Linked DNA regions of Mus musculus: region 2 is linked to region 1. The links are chromatin loops, found by intact Hi-C in ENCODE. Cell type or tissue: left cerebral cortex. All regions are shown on one strand. Each heading gives the region's core, and the rest is flanking DNA. Links, peaks and the distances in the headings are about the cores only.

Region 1 (4,388 bases), core at 156-4,155:
CCTGGACAAAGCGTTGGTTGCCTTAGCTTCTGTGACTTTCAAAAAGGGCAAGCATATCAATAGATGCAGGAGAGATACAGTACCAAGATTCGACGTGTAGAGTAGCAAAGGAAGGACCCTATTTGTTACAATATTTTATTGAATATGATTTAAGATATGTCTGGTTTTGAAAATACTAAAAGGCTTAATCCGAGAGACTACATAGTAGGTCATCCCTGTCTACCCAAGAAACTAGCTGTAATTAAATTGGGGGTGGTTTTGAGGCATGACCTCAGATAGCCCGAGGCAGTCCTTGAATTGCTCAAGTAGCTGATTCTGACCTTCCCATCTCCCAGGGGCTGGAACGAAAGGCATCTTCCACCACACCCCCACCTAATTTGGGTTTAAATGAGGACTAGATAACAAATATTTCTGTTTCGGGTGTGGAATTCCGCACACTACAGACCGGCCTGAGGAAGACTATGCCTAGTAGGGCTTACAAAGGGAGAGCAGGGTTTGTAGTTAGCCTGATCGACATCCTGGTTAGTGGGTCCTTTCTGACAACCCTACACATTTTATTATTGGCAAGTGATCCTGGGTGTAAGCCAGTTCCCTGAACTTGAGCTGTGAAAGTCAGGCTAGCAGCTCTTAACGCATACACAGGTGGTGAATAATGGTTTTTTATAAATTTGTATCAAAGTTTGTAAGCAGTTCTGTAAAAATGCTGGAGCATTTAGAGTAGCCAACAAAAGCAACACTTCCAGAAAGGAATACCAGTAAGTATGGAAAAAACTGGGTGAAAATAGAAAGGAGACTATTGAGGAGGAAGAAGGGGCTGGAGCTGTGAGGTGAAGTGTGCCCCAAGTCCCAAGTCTACGGAAAAGTCACTCAGGGTTGTGTACAGGCATGATGCTAGGGGAAGAAACATTAAAAACAAGTCTTACTGTATTGAAGGGTTAGCTAGTTTTTTTTTTTTTTTCACCTGCCTCTGCCTCCCAAGTGCTGGGTTTAAAGGCCTGTGTTACCACTGCCCGGTAGGGTTAGCTAGTCTTGTTCATGGGAGGAAACATAGCTTGGTCTGACCTCCAAGGGACTACCATGTTTTTTTGACAGTGATTTCATTGTTAGTATCCCAGCTTAGCCGTGAATCTCCAGCTCTTCCTGCCCTAGATCTCCTTCCCATGCCTCCTTGGTTTCCCCCATGTCCAGTTGAAAGTCACAGGTATCTTTACCAAACTTACTGTGTTCCATAGATGGCCCAGTTCTAGTCCTTAAAACAACAGTCAGATAAATCCTAATGAGATTTAAATACCATCAGTAGATCAGCAGACAATAGCTGCACCTTTTTGTGTTTTTCTGTACTTCTTTAAGGTTTTAAGATTAGGGGGAAATGAGCCAGGCGTAGTGGCACACATCCTTTAGTTCCAGCACATGGGATGCAGAGGCAGGCATAGCTCCCAGCCTGGTCTCCATGGAGTGTTCCAGGACAGTCAGCAGAGCTACACTGGGAGACCCTGCCTCAAAAAGACAAAAAAAAAAAAAAAAAAAAAAAAAGATTAGGGCAAGTGTCCAAGAGAAGGGCCAGAGAGATGGCTCAGCGGTTAAGAGCACTGACTGCTCTTCCGAACCCTGAGTTCAATTCCCAGCAACCACATGGTGGCTCACAACCACCCGTAACAAGATCTGGCGCCCTCTTCTGGAGTGTCTGAAGACAGCTACAGTGTACTTACATATAATAATAAATAAATCTTAAAAAAAAAAAAGAGTCCTGTCAGTCCTGTTAAAGCATGAAATAAGTCACCTGGACACAAATGACGTGAGCAATCCTATGCAGCAGAGTGAGGCTTGGGGAGCTAGATAGTCTACTGAGGACTTTTGAGATCATATTCTCTACTGTACTTGTAATCTTGACATTGCTGGGTATGCTTGTCAGAGTTCTGAACTATGAACCTGTCCTTAAGCAAGAAAATCAATAGTGTCTGGGCTCAGTGGCTCAAGCTGTAATCCCAACACTCAAAAGACAGAGTCAACCTGATTTACATAAGAGATTTTTACCTCAAACAAAAGTATGACTAGAGGTAACTCAGCAGTTGAGCGCACAGAAGTCAGATGGCCTACAAACACCTATAACTTCAGTTCCATGGGTTCCAATGCTCTCTTCTGACCTCTGCAGGCACCCTTGTATGTGAGGCACACACACGTAAATAAAACTCAGGTGTCTGGGTTTGGTTTGTTAAAGAAAAACAAGTTCCAAGCCAGCCATCTCATAAGGAAAAAGTACTTTGAAAAAAAAAAAAGCAAGGTGGTGGCACACACCTTTAATCCCAGCAGGGCCATCTCACTCAGAGTTCAAGGCCCTGGTGTTCCAGGACAGCCAGGTCTACACAGAGAAACCCTGTCTCCAAAAACAAAAGACAAGCAAGAGCCAGGCATAGTGATACATGCCTGTTCTGGCATTTAGGAGTCAGGACAAAGCCAGCTAAGCTGCACTGGTACAAACAAAGAAGCACCAAAAGGTCTGGGGAGATGGCTCCATGGCTAAGAGCACCCAAGAGCAACTCACAGCACCCAGGTCTGGCTCTTCACAAAAGGTCTGGGGAGATGGCTCCATGGCTAAGAGCACCCAAGAGCAACTCACAGCACCCAGGTCTGGTTCTTCACAAAAGGTCTGGGGAGATGGCTCCATGGCTAAGAGCACCCAAGAGCAACTCACAGCACCCAGGTCTGGCTCTTCACAAATGCCTCCAACTCCCGTTCCGGGCACCTGTCACCCACCCTCTTCTGGCTCCAGAAGCACCAAAACACCTGTGGCATACGCACATAAATTGAAAGTTAAAAAACCAGGTGAGTTCCTGCGAGCTGTAGGTAGGGCTGCTGTTAACAGCCTGACGTGCTTTCCGCCATCCCGACTTTCTGCTGTGGCCCTTTGTCTCCGTGTCCCATGTTGATTCCTGCCTCTGGGCCCTGCACCTGCTCTCCATTCTGTTTATTGGGAGTTGAGATAATTCAAGCCCCAGTTTAAGTCCATATTCCTTGTACCTTACTTAGTAAGCTTTTCCTGTCTGCTCAGTTTGTGCTTGTTAAAGCTAGGTGTGTGATGTTTTTCATCTTTTTTGGTAGATTGAGGGGGGCAGGAACCACAGGCCCTCCTTCCTTCACCAGGATGTACTAGTGATAAGCGAATGGATTAGTCATTTGGAGCCAAGATGAAGTGGGATCATAATCAAAGGCAAGACATTGTGGGAGGTAGTGAGGCTGAGAGGGCAGGACAGCTCCATTCAGGAGCTTCTTGTTTGTTGTGTGTTTGGGTTTTTTTGTTTGTTTGGTTGGTTGGTTGGTTTTTCGAGACAGGGTTTCTCTGTGTAGCCCTGGCTGTCCTGGAACTCACTTTGTAGACCAGGCTGGCCTCGAACTCAGAAATCCACCTGCCTCTGCCTCCCAAGTGCTGGGATTAAAGGTGTGCCCCACCACACCCAGCTTTGTTGTGTTTTCTTAACACAGAAAAGGGTGCCATGGATGTCAGTGAGAAAACAGCTGGCGATAATTGGTAAAGGTTTATAATAATTTTTCTGTTTTTCATGTATGTATCTGGTACACATGTATGCTTTATGATTTGGATGCACATACCTGTGTATGGAGGCCAAGAGTTAATGTCAGAGATCTTTACTTGGCTCTTCCACCTTATTCATTGAGACAAGGTCTCTCAATCAAACCCAGAGCTCACTGATACAGCTAGTTTTTGGATTTCTGGAGTTTGGAACTCTGAATCCCAACCCCTCACATTTTCATGAAAAGTGGTTTATCCACCGTAGAGATAATCTCTTGTGCATTGTATAGAAACATTCATCTGTCAGTAAAATGCTGATTGACCAATTGAGCAGAGAAAACATTAGAAGGTGGGACATCTGGCAGAGAGGTTTGAGTCAGGCACAGGAGATTCTCCCACAACATCGGAGGAGGTAGACACATGAAGCTGAGGACCAGGTAGCTAGCCATGTGGCATGACTTAGAGTAAAATAAATGGGTAATTAAATTATGAGCTAGTCGGGGAAACAAGCAAAGCTTTATTCATGGCCTAGAATCTTTATTCATGAAATATTAAGTCTCAGCTTCGTTATTTCTTGGAACAAAGTGGATGGGTGGAAAAACATCATTTGCAGATGGCTTTAGTTACAACCCACTGAGGGTTAGAAATGTGTTCCCATCCCCCTTATAAAATAATCTAAGAGGGCCTAAAGAGATGGCTCAGAGACTAAAAGTGCATACTGCTCTTGCCGAGGAACCAGTCTTAGTTCACCTTCCTGTGTGGCTTATAACCACTCATTACTCCGGTTTCAGGGGGGTTCTTGAATATAGAAATATAAGGGACTAAAGAAATGACACAGTGGCTACTGGTTAGTACTGTGCTT
Region 2 (4,388 bases), core at 244-4,243, 290 kb before region 1:
TTATAACAAAATCCTTTATACTACTTAATAGGGACCAAGAGAGCAGGGTGGTGGTGATGCCTTTAATCCTAGCACTCGGGAGGCAGAGGGAGGCGGATTTCTGAGTTCGAGGCCAGCCTGGTCTACAGAGTGAGTTCCAGGGCAGCCAGGGCTATACAGAAAAACCCTGTCTTGAAAAAAAAAAAAAAAAAGGACCACGAGATGGAGGCTGAGGCCCGTGGAAATCTTTATGGCTTAACTGTGGGGCTAGAGTTAAAGGTCTACCAGTTCTTTTGCCAGAGTTCTAGGTTTAAGCAGGGTGGGGATAATTACTGATTGTTTCCTATCCACAAACACTTGCTTTGTGCCCACACATTGTTTCAACAACTTTTCTCTAATTTACTGCTCTCAACATGGACATTTAGATGTAAATGAAGAATGTACACTCTCCATTCTTTATGCCCAAAGGCTATCACAAATTGAACTCTTCAATAAGTCAAGTTACTGAAATTGTCTTCTAAATCTCATGGCTCAGTAGGAAATACAATAATTTTGTCATATAGAGTTGTTTCTAAAGTTGTTTCATGGGTAACACTTTAACCCCAAAGATGTGTACATTTGTGCAATTTCAACTCTTGTTGGTTGGCTTTCTACTTTTGGTGTTAGTAACTATGTAACTGAAAACATTCTTCCTGCCTCCAGATGGAAGATGGTTGGTATAGAAGCTAGAAATGGTAAACTATCTTAAGCCTGGAAAAGGGGGAAGAGGTCTACATATCAAGAGGCTGGGAATGATCTGAGTTCCAAGTTAGGGGAGGGGAATTACAGTTAGGTCAGGTCATGACTCACGTCCAACTTGGCACTTTACAGCAGAACTGAGAGGAAACAAGTCACATGATGAAAACACCTGATTTACAAAACTTAGTTTTATAAGCCCCAGCAGGGTCTATGGAAAAAACAAGATGATCTTAAAATTCTCAAAGCTCACAGGCAGATGAGTGACAGATAGCTGTCCATGAACAAAGAACTTAGGGTCCTGGAAATCCCAGTCCCCTCTTACCTTTCGTTTGTTGTGGTAAGCAATATAGAGGACAGCAACAAGAACAGCAGCGGTCACTAGATATGCAAAGAAGTGGCTGCTCTCTGCACTGGTGTTTCCAGAACTGTCCTTATAAAGATCATCCTTCTCATTCTTCATAGAGTCTGTAAGTGTCCCCTCTTGGTTCTCACTGGAGGAAGGGCCCGGCACCTTTTCATTCTCTTCTTCAAGTGGTGAGCCTTCTTCCGGCTCTGTGTCACCCTCTTCAATCTCCTTGGTTTCCACGTCTTCAGTAGGCTCTGAAGACTTATCTCCTTTCTCTGGCTTTAAAGAGAAGTCAGAGTCCCCTGCCAGTGTTTCCCCAGATTCAGTTTTGGAAGTAAGTGTTGGTTTTTGTCCTTTTTCAGTTGGCTGGACTTTGTCAGTCTTCGAAGTCTCCGTATCTGGGGAGATTTTGGAGGTGGGCTTGTCCAAATCAACTTTCGTGGACTTGCCAGAATCATCTTCTGTGGCCTTATTCGAACCAGCTTCTGTGGGCTTGCCAGAATCACCTCCTGTGGGCTTGCCAGAATTACCTCCTGTGGGCTTGCCTGAATCTTCTGTGGAGCTCTGATCAGACTTTTCCAGTTTGGGGTTGACTGGTGAGAGGGGCCGCGCAGTTTCGTTCAACTCGGCATCCGTTTTCTCGGGCTGCCTTCTGGAATCACCCAAACTGTGATCGGTCGCGGCGGTCCGCGGCCCAGATTCCGCCTTACTGGAAACTGCTGCCAAAGTCGTCTTGTCCTGGTCTTTTTTATCTGACTTCTGCCCCTGACCGTCGGTCGGCCTTGTAGTCTTTACCTGGTTAGAAGAAGGCAGGGGAGTGGAGGACTGTTTGGAAGGCTGATTCGGAGGATTCTGAGAGTCACCTGAGTCGGCGTCTCTCTTATAAACGGACGGCAGAGCTCCTGAAACAAACAGAAAAAACAAAAAACAAAAAACAGTAAGTCCTCGGAAGAAGAGAAGCGGGCTTGACTTCTGAGAGCCTAGCGGGGATGGCCGAATGGGAAAGCGGAGATGGCTAGAGCAGGGTCGGGCCAGACAAGAAAGACGCCGGCTCCCGTAGCGACCCACCAAGGTGAGGAATGGGGAACCTAAAGGGGAGAGTGAGCTGGGCTGGGGTGGGGGTCCTTACTCGCCACCGCGACACTCAGCAGGAGCAACGCAACCTGGAACCGCATCCTGCAGTCTGCGCTTCCGCCCTCTGATGACGTGAGAGCGGCGCACGAGATTTTCCCGAGCGTGGCCCCTCCCTTTCCGGCGGACTGTTTCTCTTCCGGCGCAGCCCCGCCTTAGGGGTGGGGCTACCGGGCGACAGCAGCCGTTGTCTGTGTGTTCCGGTAGAGTGCCGGAAGTCAAGTCCAGCTCTTTATTCCCCCCCAAGTCCCTTCTGTTTCTCAGCAGTCTGCGGGGCTCGGCGATCTCGTTCTTGTTCACTTGGCCTCGTTTTTCGGAAGCTGTTGCGACCGGCAGGTGCTGCGTCGCCTTCGCTGCTTATGATGTAGGGTCGTGGGGCCGGGCGCCTCTTTGTCGCATCCTCTGCTCGTGTTTCCAACCTCTCCGTTGCCGATGCTGCTTTCTCACTTCACAAACAAATGTACTCTCTTCAGCACTTGCCCATCTAGAAGCAAACACATTTCATCCTGATCCTAATCCCTTTCTTGGCTGTATCCAGGGCCCTCTGAATTTACCAAGGTTTTTGATTTCTTGTTTGTTCTTCTGAATTTCTATGTGTTTGAAACCATATTGCTATGTGGGCACCTGCTGCCTCCTGAGTGTTTGGGATTACAGGTGCCTCACCACGCCCCTGTTGGGCTATTTATTTATTTAAGAAATAAAATATCAAAGATTTACTATTTTTATTTGTGTATGTGTGTCTGCCACCTGTGTGTAGGTGCTCTTGGAGGCTAGATGAGGGCATCAGATGCCCTAGAGCTAGAGCTTCAAGCGTTTCAAACTCTGTGGGTGTTGGAAACTGAACTCTGTTCCTGTGGGAGAGCAACAAGCCCTGAGCCATCTCTCCAATCCAGGAAGTAAGGTACTTTGTTACTCAAACAGGAAGACCTTGAGTTTCTGATCTTCCTACTGGACTACTGGCTTGTGTCTCCAATTTATGTGGTACTAGCAATCAAATCGTGGTTCTATGCACACTAGACAAACACTCTTGTCTCATTCACCACATATATATTCTTTTTCTTTCCAAGACAGGGTTCTTCTGTTTAACAGAACTCGCTCTGTAGACCAGGCTAGCCTTGCAATCACAGAGATCCACCTACCTCTGCCTCTTGAGTGCTGGGGTTAAAGACATGCACCACCACACCACACAAGCAACACATTCTTTTTTTTTTTTTTAAGGTTTATTTTATTTATTATATGTGAGTACACTGTAGCTGTCACCAGACACTGGAAGAGGGAATCAGGTCTTGTTACAGATGATTGTGAGCCACCATATGGTTGCTGGGATTTGAGCTCAGTACCTCTGGAAGAGCAGTCAGTGGTGCTCTTAACTGCTGAGTTATCACTCCAGCCCAAGCAACACATTCTTATAATGCAAACAACAAAATAGAATTTTAAAAGAAATATACTTAAAAAAACTTTTTTTAGAGAGCCAGGTGATGGTGGGACACAACATTAGTCCCAGCACACAGGAGGCAGAGGCAGGCAAATCTCTGAATCAGGCCAGCCTGATCTACAGAGTGAGTTCCAGGATAGCCAGGGTTACACAGAGAAACTCTGTCTTGAAAAACAACAGCAACAGACATCTTTAGTGTCTAGGGAGATGGTTCAGTGCTTAAGAACACTGACTACTCTTCCGGAGGACCCACATTCCATTCCTGGAGCCCACAAGCCACCCGACAACGGTCTATAATTCCAGTTTCAGGAGACCTGACATCGTCTTTTGGCCCACAGTCACTGCACACATGAGGTGTAGAGACATACATGTCAGTAAAACATACACCCACTTTAAATGTGCTTGCTCTCTGCTCATCTGCAGATTCCTGTTTGCAGTCATTTCCTGTGTCCTCATCTATGGTAGTGCTGGATGGTTTAAACAAGTTGTCTAAAGTCATTTATGAACATTTGCCAGGCTAGGTATCTCATAAACAGTGATTTAACAAGTAGCCTCAACATCTATGTTCATTTTTTTTTCTTTGTCATTTTCGAGACAGGCTCTCATTCTGCAGTCATAACAGGCCTGGAACTCACTCCGCAGTACAGCAGACCTTGAACTGGCATCAGTCTTCCTGCCTCTGCCTTGGAAATGCTGAGATTACTGTTCTGTGCCACCATGCCGGGTTCTATGGTTCTCAATACTCTGGAGGTTTAAGAT

The links. Peaks named below come from ENCODE experiments on the same cell type or tissue, not always from the same donor. Only the 100,000 strongest peaks of a DNase experiment are listed, where the experiment ranks them.
Region 2: a loop joins it to region 1, with 4 times the contacts of the local background. A loop is called at or near these places in 1 of 42 quality-filtered maps.

The regions. Positions count from the first base shown.
Region 1 is chr6:72,900,839-72,905,226 of GRCm38, forward strand. No RefSeq gene overlaps it. Among named protein-coding and RNA genes, the nearest start is that of Kcmf1, 3.1 kb to the left of the region's middle. In left cerebral cortex, for the core only: a CTCF peak has its summit at 1,668 (motif pointing left); no DNase peak of the experiment used is centred there.
Region 2 is chr6:72,614,485-72,618,872 of GRCm38, forward strand. It overlaps Tgoln1 (trans-golgi network protein), which reads right to left and starts at 2,516. Exons shown (of 4, transcript NM_009443.3): 1 at 2,193-2,516; 2 at 1,040-1,965. The coding sequence starts at 2,238. In left cerebral cortex, for the core only: no CTCF peak of the experiment used is centred there; DNase peaks (open chromatin) are centred at 1,842, 2,335 and 2,797; H3K4me3 peaks cover 2,773 bases; H3K27ac peaks cover 1,186 bases.